2 separate regions of the Homo sapiens genome follow, and region 1 is linked to region 2. The links are chromatin loops, found by intact Hi-C in ENCODE. Cell type or tissue: Caco-2. All regions are shown on one strand.

Region 1 (8,000 bases), 240 kb after region 2:
AACAGACTAACACACTGATTCTACATTATGGTGAGTTGTATAATTATTTCATTACATATTACAATGAAATAATAATAGAAATAAAGTCCACAGTAAATGTAATGTGCTTGAATCATCCTGAAACCATTCCCTCACCACTCCACCACTGGTCTGTGGAAAAACTGTCATCCATGAAATGGGCCCATGATGCCAAAAACATTGGTGACCACTGATATAGTGAGTAGAAAAATCAAATTTGGTGACAATGTGGCATTGTTGGTGGAATATAAATGGGTGCACTTTGGAAGTACATACTAAAGTTCAACATACACCAGTTCTATGATTGAGTATGGCTCTATCTTGCTCCTACCTATATACCCATAGACAAGTGCAAAATATGCACCAGATGACAAGGTCTAGAGCCACTGCTCATAAAAAGCCCCAATCTGAAACAATCTAAATCTCCTTTGCCAATACAAGCAAAAAGTAAATTGTGGTATAATCATTCATAAGAATAAGGCAATGAAAAATAATGAAGCATTGCTAATTGCGATGATGCAATCAATCTTATAAAGATAATATCAAACAAGAAAAGACAAACTCAAAAGAGAAAATACTGTATTCATTTTATTTATTGAAATTGAGAAACAGCCAAAAGTATTTGTGTTAGAAAGGAGGAGTGTGGTTACCATGGGGCAGAGGCAGGCAACGCCTGGAAGGGACCACAAAGAGTCACCCAGGACACTGTTAATTCACTATCTATAAAATCTAATGCTTTGTTTGTTTACTAGATATCAACTTCATTTGTTAAAATGCATGTTGTATTATATTTCAATTTAAAGGCTACCAGGAAGATTTGAAATACAACTAAATATAACCACTTCAAAACAGCAGATTTGATAAAATAAAGAATAAATTAGAAAACATAAAAATAGGTCTGAAGATTTTATCAAGAGTGAAGCACAACAAAGTAAGAAAATGAAAAATATGAGAGATTGAGATATAAAGCACATAGAAAAATAACATCTAACATATATCTACGTGGAGTTCTGGCAGAAGAAAAAATAGAAAATATGGGAGCTACAATATTCAGAAGAATCATTAGATGCCCAAGTCATCAGATTCACGAAAAACAACAAATCTTAATGAAGATACACAATCATAAACCTATATCTAGATGTAGTATATAAAGAAACATCCCAATACCAGGGGAAAATAGATGATTGTTAAAGTAATCAGAAAGGAAAAACAGATTAATATGAAAAGATGACAAACAAATTGGCAAAAGATTTCTCTTAAACAACAGAAGCCAAATGGTAATTAAATAATATCTCAAAGTCCCTAGAGAAGATGACCATAAATATAGGATATTGTACCCACTAAAAGTACTAACATGGATAACGAAGCAAATAAAGGCAGTTCCAGATAAACAAAACCCAAAGCAAAATTGTAGGGATGCACTAGCGGGAAAAGAAGCAAAATTATCCTAGAGATAATACTAGCTGATAAGATGATACTAGGACAAACTCCTGCCAATACTACACAAATTTTTGAAAAATAATTACAATTTCTGGAAAGTATAATTTTTTAAAACTGACTGAAGAACATATGAATAATTAATAAATATGTAATAAGGTGACTCTATATCCCAGTTTGTTGATGTTAGTTCTGGTCTGTGTCTATTGTCCCAGGGGATTTCTTTTTCTTTTTTTGAGACAGGGTCTCACTATGTTGTCCACGCTGGTGTGCAGTGGTACAATCTTGGCTCACTGCAACCTCCACTTCCTGGGTTCAAGCAATTCTCCTGCCTCAGCCTCCCGAGTAGCTGGGACTACAGGCACGTGCCGCCATGCCCAGCTAATTTTTGTGTTTTTAGGTGAGATGGGGTTTCACCATGTTGGCCAGGCTGGTCTCGATCTCCTGACCTGGTGATCCACCCGCCTCGGCCTCCCAAAGTGCTGGTATTATAGACGTGACCCACCATGCCCGGCCTGCAATTTCTACTTCCCGGGTTCAAGATACTATCCTGCCTCAGCCTCCTGATTAGGTGGGATTACAATCACAGTCCACCACGCCCGGCTAATATTTGTACTTTTAGTAGAGACAGGGTTCCATAATGTTGGTCAGGCTGGTCTCGAATTGCTGACCTCAGATGATCCACCCACCTCAGCCTGCCAAAGTGCTGGGATTACAGGCATGAGGTACCACACCCAGCCACAGTGAAAATACTAATAGTGATTTTTTTCACTCTCAAAATTGGTTTGGATAACACATTTTATTGTTACTTGTCTACAATTACCAAGGCTTTAGTGTCCATTGTTAAGAAACATTTAAAAATATATTACATCAAATATATAAAAGCTCTTATAAGAAAAAACACATCATAATACACAACTAATGTGAGGTGATGATAAAACACATGCTAGACAAGGTCTGCATGATGAAGGGTAATTATGAGCCAGTGTGATTTTTGAATAGGAATACATATTGCTAAACAAAATATAACAAACAGGATTCAGCAAGTTATTGTAAAAAATGACTAAATTGTTGGATTCATCTAAAGATGCAAAGAAACTTTAATAGGTATATATAGTCACGTGCCACATAATCATGTTTGGATCAGCAATGAACCATGTACGCAATGGTGATCACATAAGTTTATAATCCCATATTTTTACTGTACCTTTTCTATGTTTAGATATGTTGAGATACACAAATGTTTACTATTATGTTACCATTGCCTACAGTACTCAGTACAGTAACCCGCTGTACCATCTAAGTTGGTATAAAGTACACTCCGTGAAGTTCAAACAATGATGGAATCGCCTAGTGACATATTTGTCAGAATATGTCTCTGTCGTTAAGCAACGCATGACTGTATTTGATATTTTTTAAATGATAGTTTGAATAAATGTAGAAAATGCATTAGGTAAAATTTAAAACAAAGTAATGGTTAAAAGTGAGGCAGGATTTTTCTCGGAGCCGCATCGCCAGCCGGAGACCTCCACGGCCAGCGACACCACCCACTGGATCTCATTCATCCTGGGCTCCCTGCAGAAGGCACCCTGCCCACTCAGCCTGGTGGGCTTCACTTGGCTTGCAGTCCCCCCTAGATCCCATGCTAGCCGAAGGATCTGCGTTCAGCCTGAATCTGGGCAGGACGTGCCACAACCTGTTTCTGCCTTGGGCGCCAGCACCTGGCTGAAGGGAACGCAGTGCCAAAACAGGGATGCCAGTGACCCCGAAGCCTCAGAAGGGATGTTACAGCGTCCTAACAGCTCTTTTAGTCCTGTTGTCTCACCCTGGCTGTCCGCCCTGATGCTGCTTCCTGTCACATGTGGCTGCCCTCTGCTGGCATAAGACAGAGGGCTACATACAGTTTTACAGCCTTTTTCCATACCTGTGTTCAGCGGGTCCTGAGTTCTTGTCCTGCATCCAAGAAGAATGAGGTTATGCTGGCAACCCAAGGGTGAGGAGAGTTTTACTGAGTGACAGCTCTCAGCAGAGAAGGCACCCAAGAGGGAACCCCTTCTCTGAAGTCGAGTAGTCTCTTCCCACCAGAAGAGACCACTCCCCTCTCCGCCCAAAGGCAGCCAGTCTCTCTCTAGTGTGGCTGAATCTGGGGCTTTATATGAGCTCAGAACGGAGGCGTGCATGCTGATTGGTTTGTGAGTATGCAAAAAAAGGCTAAAACAAAGGCACCACTCAAAGATGGGCATGACAGTGTAAAAAACCAACTAGGGAAGGGTAGGTATATGTAAACTAGGGGAAGGGTGGGGATCAATCAGAGGAAAGCATGCCTAACAAGAAGAGAGGTTCTCAATCGGGTTCGTGGATTTATCCGAGACTTTTTAGCTTTGCTTTCAGGTTTTAATCTGTCTTTGGTTTGAAGGTGGGATTTTAACGGGGACCCACCTCTGTCTGCCTAGTATTTGTCTGCCTTTTGCCGCTATCAAAAGCAAACAACTTTCAGCAAATTAGGCATGTGAGGACCATCTTTAATTGTAGAAAGTATATCTATAATATACTTATAATTCTAGCATTGTTTTATATACAACTTTTTTTAGTAGTTCTAGCTGTGCTGTGAGATATCCTGTTAGCTAGCTAGGCAGCTAGTTAGTACGTGTGTATGTATATAGTAAACATAATATGACATATAGATTATATATTACATACATAGTATTATGTATTATAAAACATAATTATATATAGAATTAGCTATATATGAAAAAGAAATAAAAATAAAATAATTACAAGATCATAAGTTAATTTACATGTAAAACAAGAGAATTTACATACAAATTATTAGAATTATTATTTTTTGGAAGTTCAGAAAGACTCAAGTCAGCAAAATGGCAGAGGAGTCAGCTTCAAACTCCTGTTCCTCCAAAGAAGCACCAGAAAATAAGCAGAAACTGCATGAACCAACTGTGTCAGAACTCTGGACAACAAGGAAGGTTTACAGAAGCAAGTGAAGGCTGTAGGACAGCATTGTGGTGTATTACCCACCTTTGTCCCACCCTCCCCACTGCTAGGTGCTGACCTTGAAGACTAAAACCAACATTCTCAGTGTAGGCCTAGGACCTTGCTTCCAGAGTGAGCAGAGTGGAGCTTATTCTCATCTGCTGTTTGTGTGCTCTCACCTGTCTGGGGGCTACCTGAGGACTAACAGGAGGAGCTTGTTTCTGTTTCACTCAGGATAACTTTAAATTCCATAACTCCTGACACTTCTTGGAATGGAAGAATTAACTTTCTCACGTGCAACTTAATCAGTGGCCGTCATCTCTAAAGCCAGGAATAGGCTGAAGCCTATGGCAGGGCGGGAGGACCCTCAGTCTCAGATATGCTTATAAGAGATTAGTTTTGTTTAAAATAAATGAAACAAGACATTGCATTTTCATTCTAGAAACAGCCATTGATATTCATATTTGATTCAGGCTTGTTATGAATAGCCAGAGCTTTGCTTTTCCCATCCTGAGCAGCAGTGCCCTTACTGCAGATCCAAAAAGAGACTCTATCAATATATTCCCATCAATACTCAAAGGAGTCACTTCAGCCCTTGTGGTGGCAACAATTAGCTGAGAATAACGAGGAGGAAATTTACAGAATAAGACTCCACGCACTGCCACTCTCCAGAGAGGGTGAAGTGTACGCCGGAGAACTCTACACATAACCAGGTTTTGTGTCCATTTTTACTTTTCCATCACTAGGGAACATCTCTCCGAGTGTCTGATTTTTTACTGTGTTTCTCTTTAAGCACTGCACAAATGTTGCTGCTGCTTTTCTGTGTATCCTGCTTACTCTTGCTCCATATAATGTGATAAAGAGCTTAAATTTAATATAATGACATATCTGTGTTTAAAGTTACTTTACTACATGTTTTCTGTATTTGTTCTATATGTTCTATAATCCCTTTTCATTCTTATCTTCCTTTGAGTCAATCAAGAAATATTTTAATCATTCAATTTACCTATTAGCTTATTATAAATTATTTTATTCTTTTCTTCCTTTTTCTTTTTTTTAAAACTTTACTTTAAGTTCCGGGATACATGTGCAGAGTGTGCAGGTTTGTCATAGGTATACATGTGCCATGGTGGTTTGCTGCACCCATCAACCCATCATCTAGGTTTTAAGTCCTGCATGCATTAGGTATTTGTCCTAACGCTCTCCCTCCCCTTGCTCCCAACCCCCAACAGGCAATGGTGTGTGTTGTTCCCCTCTCTGTGTCCATGTGTTCTCATTGTTCAGCTCCCACTTATGAGTGAGAATATGCAGTGTTTGGTTTTCTGTTCCTGTGTTAGTCTGCTGAGAATGATTATTTTATTCTTTTCAATGGTTACATGCTTCTTTGACATATTAAAGCATAATATGAGTTCTTTGTACATGTTTTAGACAATGCAAATACTTTAAAACAATGTAACTCTTAAATCCCCTTCACACAAATGTGACATTATTATTTTTATGTATTTTAATTTTCCATTGACATTAAAGCCTATGAGACTGATTTTTTTTATAGTCCATATAAATTTAGATTTACCTTTCCCATATACACTGTTCCAGGACTATTTATTCACTTCTGTGTTTCCATACTTCCATCTAAAGTTATCTTTCCTCTGCTCAAATAAATCCCTCTAGAATTTATTTTAATGAAGATCTCTGAGTTGTGAAATTGTTGCTTTTGTTTGTCTAAAGATGCACTTAGTTTACTTTCATTTTTGGAGGATTTTTTAAATATAAAATTATATGTTGGCATTTATTTTATAGTAATACTTTTTAAATGGTGTTCCATGTCTCTGGATTCAATAATTTCTACTGAGAAGACTGTGGTTCTTTGGAAGTAATATTTTATTTTATCTATCTCATTTAAAATTATCTCATTGACTTTGGTATGTGGCAGTTTTACTCTGATGTGCCTAGTTATATATCTAGTTGCATATTTCTCCTTGGGGCTTGTAAATCTTCCTGAACCTGTGATTTGATATTTTTAATTGGTTTTGGCAAGTTACTTGCCAGTATCTCCTCAAATACTGCTGTGCCCTAGTCTTACTCCCCTCTTCTCTTAGGACTTTAGTCACACATATAAAGTCATTTTCACTCTTTCTCATGTGTCATTTATGTTATTTTGTGTTTTTAATTTTTTCTCTCTATGCTTCAATTCAGATATGTCTATGGACTATTTTATAGTTTTCATAACCTTTTCGTTTTTTTTAATTTGCTGTTAAATCACATATTGGACTTTTAATTTTATATATTTTTCATTTCTATAATTCCTGCTTGTCTTATTTTTGGATTCCAAGTTTCTGTAAAAATTGTCCTACTTGTCACTTATTTTGTTGAAAATATTACTATTTTAAAGTCTGTTTCTGATAACTTTGATGACTAAGGATCCATATGGGCCCATTTTTATGGTCTTTTTCCCTTCCTTTTTTAATTTAATTTAATTTAATTTTTTTGAGACAGAGTCTCACTCTGTTGCCCAGGCTGTAGTGCAGTGGCACAGTCTCAGCTCACTGTGACCTCTGCCTCCAGGTACAAGTGATTTTCCTGCCTCAGCCTCCCAAGTAGCTGAGATTACAGGCGTCTGCCATCATGCCTGGCTAATTTTTGTATTTTTAGTAGAGATGGGGTTTCTCTGTGTTGGCCAGGCTGGTCTTGAACTCCTGACCTCAGGTGATCCACCTGCCTTGGCCTCCCAAAGTGCTGGAATTACAGGCGTGAGCTACTGCGCCTGGCCTTCCCCTCCTTTTTGTAAAAAAAAAATTTAGTCCAGACTCTTGGTATACCTAGTAGTTTGAATTGAATGCCACACAGTTTTGTATTAGAATTTACACAGATAACTTTAAGCTCTGTCTGATTCTATCTTCTTCCAAGTAAGCATTTATTTTGAGTAGACAGTCTTACCCTGGTTTGAGCTCAGTTTTCTGAGAGTGGATTTACATCCTTACTCCTCCTATGAAGTTCATTCTTACTCCAACTAGTGGAAGTTGCAGTGTTTACCAAGCTCTTTTGGCAAGTTCAGAATTTCCCTCTGTCTTCTCAGCCAGGTGCAACTGCTATTTCTGCTCAACTCCCTATTCTCTTATTTACTGCTTTCCTCTTGCCTTCTGAACCCCTGTGCCTAAAGAGGAACAAATATCTTAGGAAGAAGGGTGAGACAGTTGGCTGTGAATACCTAAAGCACTTCCTCCTCTCTGCCATCTTGGTCTATCCTCACCTGACTGCCTTGTAGTCTAGGAGTTCAGGTTCAATTTCCCTATCCCCATGAGGCTGCAGAAGGCTCTGCTTGGTTTCCCAAGTTTTAGTTATTGCTTCCTGCTTGGCTTCTGAGCCTCCAAGCTCCACGCCACTTATGAACTGTCAAATGCCTCTATGGAGAAATCCTGGTGGAATATTGGCCGCATCTTAATATGCTTTCCTTTCTCTCAGATTCTGATCTTTTACGCTCTGGCTGGTTTAGTAGTCCTCTAACACCTTCAAAAAGATTTGGTTTTATATTTTGTTTCCACTTTGTAGTTGTTGTC
Region 2 (8,000 bases):
TCTCAAGGAAATTCTTCCAGGAAAGTATCCAATGGCTATGTAATTTCTGAGTCACAGTGCCTGGTCAAGAAGCTAAAAGTCTATTGCAGGACTCGGATGTATAAATAGACACATGTGGTAAAATTCCTGATACGGAAAGGCACAGGACCTTGTATGGAACCAGACAAGACACATGACTTACCCTGGGAGCTAAGAACCGCTTTTCAGAGAACACTAGCACCTACACAGAGTGAATTGAGCAAAGATTGGGGCTGGGCCTGCTGGAAGGTCTGCACTTCATGTGCAGATGCCCAAAGATCTGGATCCTTGCAACAAGCTATAATTTTGCTCAGGGCTGGGAGACTGATGCCAGTTGAGAATTGCTGAGCTAGCCTCTCAGCGAGATTGTGCAGCTTTCATCCTTCTCATTGCTTAAGCACAAACTGTGGTGAAAGTATGAAGACTTTATTTCTTTGCAGAAAATGACCCTGAAGAGAGGGCCAATTGCTAATGCTTGCAGTGCCAATGAATAGACAATGCTGATTCTTAGCCAGAAAATAGCTTAATAAATTACTTTGGTTCTATATTTATACAACAGTTTAGGGTCTATGGGGTTCAATTACATTTTCCAGTTATATTTACTGCATCTAAGGTTGGAATTACATGCTACAATTTATGCAAATTTAGGGAATTTAGAATATTGTAGAACATTTCTTATAAATGACAAGGGTATGCGCTAGTTCAAATCATTATGGCTAACGTATAGAGAATATCATGCACTGAAACCCAACTTTCCTCTTTGTAGTCTGGTCTGATGGTTATTCCCCTGCTAATACCATAGCTTCTGTGATGGTCTGAGACTCCAGGTAGAGAACAATGAGAAAAGCACAACCAGACGCATGAACAAGGACCAGTATAGACGCATGGACAAGGACCAGTATGGCTTGTTGCTCTTCTTCATGCATACGCCTCTTTAACAAAGCCAAAAGTAATTTTCTGAAAATAAATGGGCACTCATTCAAATAAATTATTGAACAACAACAAAAAGCACATATCAAAAACATCTATGATGGTTTCAAGGAATAATGTGTCATCAGGTCAATGCTTATTGATCTCTCAAGGTTGGATACTTAATGAGACTGGTTATGTGACAGATGATACAGAATGAGGCCTTTGTGCAGAAATCTTTACAACTGCAGTTCTTTTTTCTATTGTACACTGGAGGAGATTACAAAGTATATTCAGTCTCAAGACTTGATGCTTATCCAGGGGGACACTGGATTGTGGCAACTGGGGTCCCTGGGGCTGGAATAGATTATGGGTGAAGTTAATTTGTGGTGCTCAATACAGAAGTAACCCACAGGACCACAGTGAGAAGAAAGGAAGAAATGAACCCTGACGGAGGCAGGAGTGAGATAAACATGAGTGTGAGTGTTTCACTGTAGAGTGGAGACATCACTCTGAGAATGTCACTTACGTGTGTCAGGGGCTTTAGCCTAAAATCACTTTAGAGCGATTTTTCTCTTACTACAGGTTTTCCTCTATGTTGGGGTGAGGGTGGGGTTCAGTGATATTGAATCTCACTCACAGAGCTCCTACTCCAAGATGGTAGAATAGTGATCTTTTAGAAAACTCAGAATTCTGGATTCTGCAGAATTCTCTCCCAGATGCTACTTGTTAACAGAATTCTATTTTCCCTTTTGGCGGCACAAAACTCCTCTTCATTGCACTGAATCCCTTGTAGTATGATGTGAATGTGTAACCAAACTGTCTTTAAACAAATGTGAATGTGAATGATACTTGCCAATTCCAGGCATGGCTCTTAAGAAACCTTACACAGATGTGTCTTTATGCCCCTTTTCCCTTCCGAAGGTGGGATGGCAACACAGACGATGCCCCAGGAGGAGGGGAAGTCACCAGCTGGAGCAGTCCTGAGTCCCTGAGTTCCTGAGTGGAGTAGAGGCACCCACCAACCAGGAAAATCCATTCTGGACAATTATCTGAGGAAAAAATAGACTTCTATTGCATTTGAGCAGTAGTACCTCAGGGCTGATTTCTTCCAGCAGCCATCCTACTGTGCTGGTGATGCTTTGATTGCCTCTTGGATAGACCTGAACCTTTCCTGCCTTGCTCTTTGTCCGGAGAGGCTGATCTCCATGCACTGCATCAGGTGCACCCCCTTGCCTTCCAGCTTTTGGTTGGCTATAGATAACAAGATGTAGCACTGCAGATGAGAAGATGGGAGGAGCCTGTGGGAGATGAGCAGAGAGCAGAAAGGAGGGGGAATCTGTGTATCCACATGTTCCCTCATGGCTTCTCTGGGCAGTTTCTCTAACACAGCTACAACTGTCACCAGTGCTGGTGACATGACCCTTCCCATTCTCCTTCAGACCAAGAGTAGGAACAGCTTCCCACTGTCACTACTCTCTGGTTGTTTTGCCATCTATTATTTCCTTAGCTCCACCTGCATCTTTGGGTCTTTCCAAAGACTCTATTCCATTTCAGGTAAATGGGACTTTCCTTACAAATCTATTTAATTAAAAGCTGTGTTGATCATGTCATGTATTCCTTCTGCAACTCTGGAGGATACAGACACCATAACCAACCTTCTATCTAACCATACCCTTATCCAGCCTCCAACCCTTTGTACTGTTGGTTTCAAAGAAATAGCACAAGCACATTCCCCAGGCTCCCATCCTCACCTTAGAAATGGGAAATAAGCACCCAGAGAAGGAAAGGGACTTTCCAAAGGCTTCATCATTTTCAGGAGAGAACCAGGGCTTTGGTTGAGAAGAAATGAACTTCAAGGGGAAAGCTTTCTAAAGAATAGGTCTGGAACTGGAAACATGACAGTTCCGTCTCCACTGCCAAGGAGGAGTCACATTGGAAAACATTCCTTGGGATCTGCCCTTAGCTAGTTAGGGATTAGGGTTGGCAAGAAAAGTGTGTTGGGACATTCACCCCAAACCCAGGAACCTGAGACTCCTGTTCTGAATCCACAAGAATTCCCCAGAGCCACGGCCCCCTGCATTGATCTCCTGTGGCCGGTATCCCTGAAAGCAGCATGCCAGGTTGGCCAACACCTCTTCTAGTGAGAATACCCAATTCACATTTATGAAAATAGAGACACTGCTGTCCTCATCAGCAGTGAACTTCATGATTCAATCTGCTTTGGGTAAATATGCTACTCACAAAGGCAATCTGAGTTAGCTGGGAGGGAAGAGAGGCAGAGGTGCAGGGAATCGCATCCCTCTTGGAGAACTGCAAGCAGATAGGAAAGCATGGGATGGAGGTGGGAAACTCATCCTGTAATTCTCAAAGGAACTGTGTTGCATTTTCTCCCTTGGCCTACCTCATCACCAGCTTTACATCTCAGGGGTCCTGGGGCATTGGAGCGCTAACATGGTCCCTAAGGAGACTTCCAGTGCCTTCTCTTTTAAGTAACTCATTTTTCTAGTCCTGCCTCCCTGGTATCTTCCAAACAGCACTCAAAGTAACTCCTGCAGGAGGCGCTGTGGGATCTTTGAAGGCAGGGCCTGTAACTAAAGAGACTTTTACCTCCAGCACCACTTTGTGGCCTGGCAGATAGCAGGTGCTCATGGAAGGTTTGTCCATTTCATGAAGGGAGGTGAGCATGCCCAAAGCATCACGAGGCAGGAGCTATTTTTTAGCACATATTTTCCTCAAATTACAAGTTTTAAAATTTAAAATTTGCCTATCTTGAAGGCCACATTTAGAAAACCCCTTAAGAAAAAGAAAGATCAAATACCCTTTCCCAGGAGATTTAATGCTTTAATAAAGTATAAATTCAAATGCATTAATAGGGAACAAAACTGCAGTAATTTTTCTGGTGAGTCAAGTTGTGAAAAATTGTATTACAGCTAATATGCCAATTAATTCATCATTGGGTCAATTATCAGGTATTTCTTTATTCTTATTTGATATCTGGAGGTGCCCTGAAACTATAAATTCCCTGCATCTTTATTAGATTGTCAGATAACTCCGAGTGTCCCACCCCACCCGAATCCCTGTCCCTCCCAATCATGCCTACAAAATTTTTTATTTCTAAATCTTCACAAGACTCTGAATTGCCTAAGCTTCACAGCAAACCTCAGCAATCTGTGTGTGTGTGTGTGTGTGTGCGCGCGCGCGCGCGCGCGCGCGCGCACGCAAAACTTATCTTCTCTGACCTCTTAGCTTATTCCAAGCTTCAATCTAAGCATCTAATCAAACAGTTGTCCCTCTCTATTAGCCCCTTCTTCTTCTGCGGCTCACCTGTTTATCTTCTCGTCTCTCTGGAATAGCTCTTGGAAAGGGTTCCAATTCAATCTCATCAGAGGTTCAAGTAATATTTTTCCAGCTGAATTTATAATAGATGTCCTACTTTTCTAAATAGAATGTGGGTAACAGAGAGAGTGAGAGAGAGAGAGAGAGAGAGAGAGAGAGAGAGAGAGAGAGAGTGTGTGTGTTTTGTTGTTGTCATTGGAAAGAAAAATAAGATTTAGAATACAATTTTAGAACTGAAATAGAGCTAAAGGACCAGGGAATCCAGGTCCCTACTGGATAAGTAAGCCAGGACGCAGAGAGGTTCAGTGATGCAGTATGCTCACACCTCACGTTACTGCACATTTAAGATTATACTGAGATTTGATAGCGATTATGTTGAGTCCATAGGTCAATTACATATTAACAACCTTAAGTCAGCTGACTCATGACTGTAAAATATCTTTTTATTCATTTAGGTTTTTTATAATTTTTTTCAGCAACATTTTATATTTTTCAGTATATTGTTCTTGCACATATTTTGTTATATTCATCCCTAAGTATTTTGCATTTTTATTGCTATTACAAATTATATTATTATTTTTAGGTTTTATTTCCAGTTATTCACTGTACATATGTATAATTTCAATTAATTTTATATACTGAACTTTTACCCTGCAACCTTGCTAAGCTCACTTACTATTTCTAGTAACTTTTTTGTATTTTTTACATAGACTATAAATAAAGATAATTTTACTTCTTGCTTTCCAAACTGTATTCCCATTATTATTATTATGGGCCTAATTTCATTTATTTCCTGACTTCATGCAGGTGATTTTTAACACATATTTGTAGACTTTTAGATTTTTTTAAATATGTGATTATGTTTTAAATTCATAGCACTGTACAAATACATATTATTGTTGCCTTTATCAAAATAAATAAACTAGGACTCACATTTTATACTGATTTAGTATTAATTCATGTTTCATTTTTCCAAAAGCTACACATAATCATTAAAGCCCTATTCCACATGACCCTACCATGCTACAAACACAGTTAGCCCTAGTGGTCTATGACGTATCCTTTCCCCTCTGAAATATGAAGTACCCTCTTACTGCTACAACATTAACATTCACGCCCTCGCAGAATCCTTCATTCCCTATCTCCTTCCTTCTCTCCATCCTCTCTTTTTTCCACACATGTATACAGGGCACCTGCTCCTACCACACAGCAAGCAAATCAGCCCTTGGGAATAAATAAAACCCATGCTAGCTGCCCTCAAGTTGCTCCACAGCTAGTATAGAGATTGTATATTACTGAGGCGATTTCCGGAGACACACGTACGATGTAGTGGGTGTAGAGAGGAAGGTGTGTGCATACCTGCAGAGGGCAGTCAGAACCGACCTCCTACAACTAGGGAAGAAAATGTGCAAAGAGGTCAAAAAAAGAAAAAAATCCCCCTTTATTACTGTGCTTCAAGGAAATTTTCAATGTCAAGTAGAGAGTGATGAGAAATATGTTTGGATGATGTGTTAGTCATGATTCAGACAGAAAAATGGAAATGACTCTAGGTGTTTCAAACAAAAATAATTTAATGCAGGGAATTAGTTACAGAGGGACAGCAGAACTTAGCAGCTTCACAGAGAATGGTGAAGCCTTCTTGGGCTTAGCAAGCAGCAGGAACCTCTGGTACTCTAGGGTTGGAGGGATCAGACAAGAATGCTGCTAGCAGGATTCAAGAGCCAGGGCTGCCCAGAATGAGCTAAAACTGGGGTGAGACTGATTAGGAGGAGCTGGAATCTCCCTGAAAGCACTTTTTCTGGGGCAGCTGGTGGGAAGAGAGAGAAAGTACAAAGAAATACCCTCCCTCTGCCCTGCCTCTGTCCTCAAACCTCCTATTGAATGAATTTAGCAGGAAGACAGAGGGCAAGAGATTCTGGGTAATGGAACTTCCTACGATACAGAAACAGAAAAACAAGGAACTAGCTTGAGACCAAACAGGCAAATGACAGGCATGGAGGGGTGGGTAGAGACCGTGGAAAGGAGGCCAGGCGGAGAATCATGAAGACGCTGAGCTTGTTGCTCTGCCTTCTCCTCCGCCTTGTGCATCTCCCAGCTGCTGAGGCTACAGATGGCCAAAGACACACTATTAAATAAGGTCTGAAAAGTGGATTATAAGGTTCATATCATGACAGGTAGTTAGATAATACATATCAATATACCAAAGCTTCCAAAAAAAACATAAATGCGATAAAGTTCCAATTAGAATGTCAGTAACATATGCAGGGATTGAATAAAAGTGCTGGAAAGATTTCATGAAAGTATAAATCCTGGAGAATCAGTGAGGGCATTTTGAAATGTCGTTTGAATTTTGAATTGCTGGTATAACAAATCAGTACTACAGAGCTACTGAAATTATATGGCTGTGGTTTGGTCTAGGAATACATAGACACATTGATGGACTAGAAGAGGGAATAAAGTAAAAGACCACATTGGTTGTGAGAATGTGATAAATGGCAATGATGGCATTTTAATTCAGTGGTAAGGAATGGATTGTTTAATAAATGGTACAGTCACAGCTGGTTATCCATCTGGAAGAATATAAAACTGGACCCCCTTCATACATCATGGCAAAATATAAATTCCAAATGGATTAAAGTCTTAAATGTAAAAAAAAAAAAAGGAAATCCTGGAACCTCGATGGACATTCTCAAGGCAAAATAGATATGAACCTACCTGAATTGACTTGAAAAATTAAATTATATATAATGAGAGATGCCAGATGCATCTCTTATATGCCATAAGCACAAAACATAACAAAAATACTTGGAGAAGTATTTTCAATGAGGACAGATGTCAATTATTAATAATAGACAAATATCTTTTACACATTTGCAAAAAGAGAACAAACAAGGTAAGTGGGAAAAATGGGCAAAGGATTAGAAGAGACCATTTACACAGGAGCAAATCCAAATGGCCAGCAGATATGTGAAAACATTCTCAGATGTAACAGTTATGAGTGAAGTGCAAATTAATGCATCAATGACTATTTCTTTACATTTATGAATCTGCCAACTTTTTTCAACAAAAGGAAAAATTACTGATGGCAGATATGTGAGGATAGGGCACCCTCACATTGCTGGAGTAATCTGACAATGTTTTAAAAACAGTTTATAAGACTCTAAAATTAGAAACATATATTCTCTTTGATGCAGCAAATACAACTCTAGGAGCTGTCCTATAGAATTAAAAAGAGTTCACAAAGGGACTGCCCATCCGTAGGGAATGTCTGGAATAAACTATTGTATATCCATAGCAGGGAATGCTAAAAAAAAATCAACAAATGAATTGGAGTTATGCCAATGGAATTGGAAGATTTCAACAAAATTTGTTTTCAGTCTGTATAAGATGTCTTTTGTGGAATAAACAATAATATTGAGCAGAAAAAACATTTCTATATATGTGTACCTACAAAAGATAATATGAGTACAGAGAAAAATACAGACAAATATATAAATTTGGTTATATGGAGGCTATGAATTTGGGTTTACTAACAAGGGAGTGGTCTTTTAGTGGAGAAAAAAAGGAGAATTGAATGAGGAGGCTGGTGTAAAGTATGGGGAAAAGATTAAAGCTGTCTATTTCCCATCTTCATATATGATACGATCATGTTAATGTAGTCACATGAAGTCATATTTGTTACATAAAATATCATTATACCATGCATAGTGTTTATAGTTACATAAAACTATATG

What was found. A loop is a pair of places that touch in the nucleus more often than their neighbours do. Peaks named below come from ENCODE experiments on the same cell type or tissue, not always from the same donor. Only the 100,000 strongest peaks of a DNase experiment are listed, where the experiment ranks them.
Region 1: it touches region 2 in a loop (33-fold over the local background); 3 of 110 quality-filtered maps call a loop at or near these places.

What each region holds. Positions count from the first base shown.
Region 1 is chr2:126,479,699-126,487,698 of GRCh38, forward strand. No RefSeq gene overlaps it. Among named protein-coding and RNA genes, the nearest start is that of GYPC, 170 kb to the right of the region's middle. In Caco-2, no CTCF peak of the experiment used is centred here; a DNase peak (open chromatin) is centred at 3,323.
Region 2 is chr2:126,241,645-126,249,644 of GRCh38, forward strand. No RefSeq gene overlaps it. Among named protein-coding and RNA genes, the nearest start is that of LINC01941, 130 kb to the left of the region's middle. In Caco-2, a CTCF peak has its summit at 3,519 (motif pointing right); a DNase peak (open chromatin) is centred at 3,517.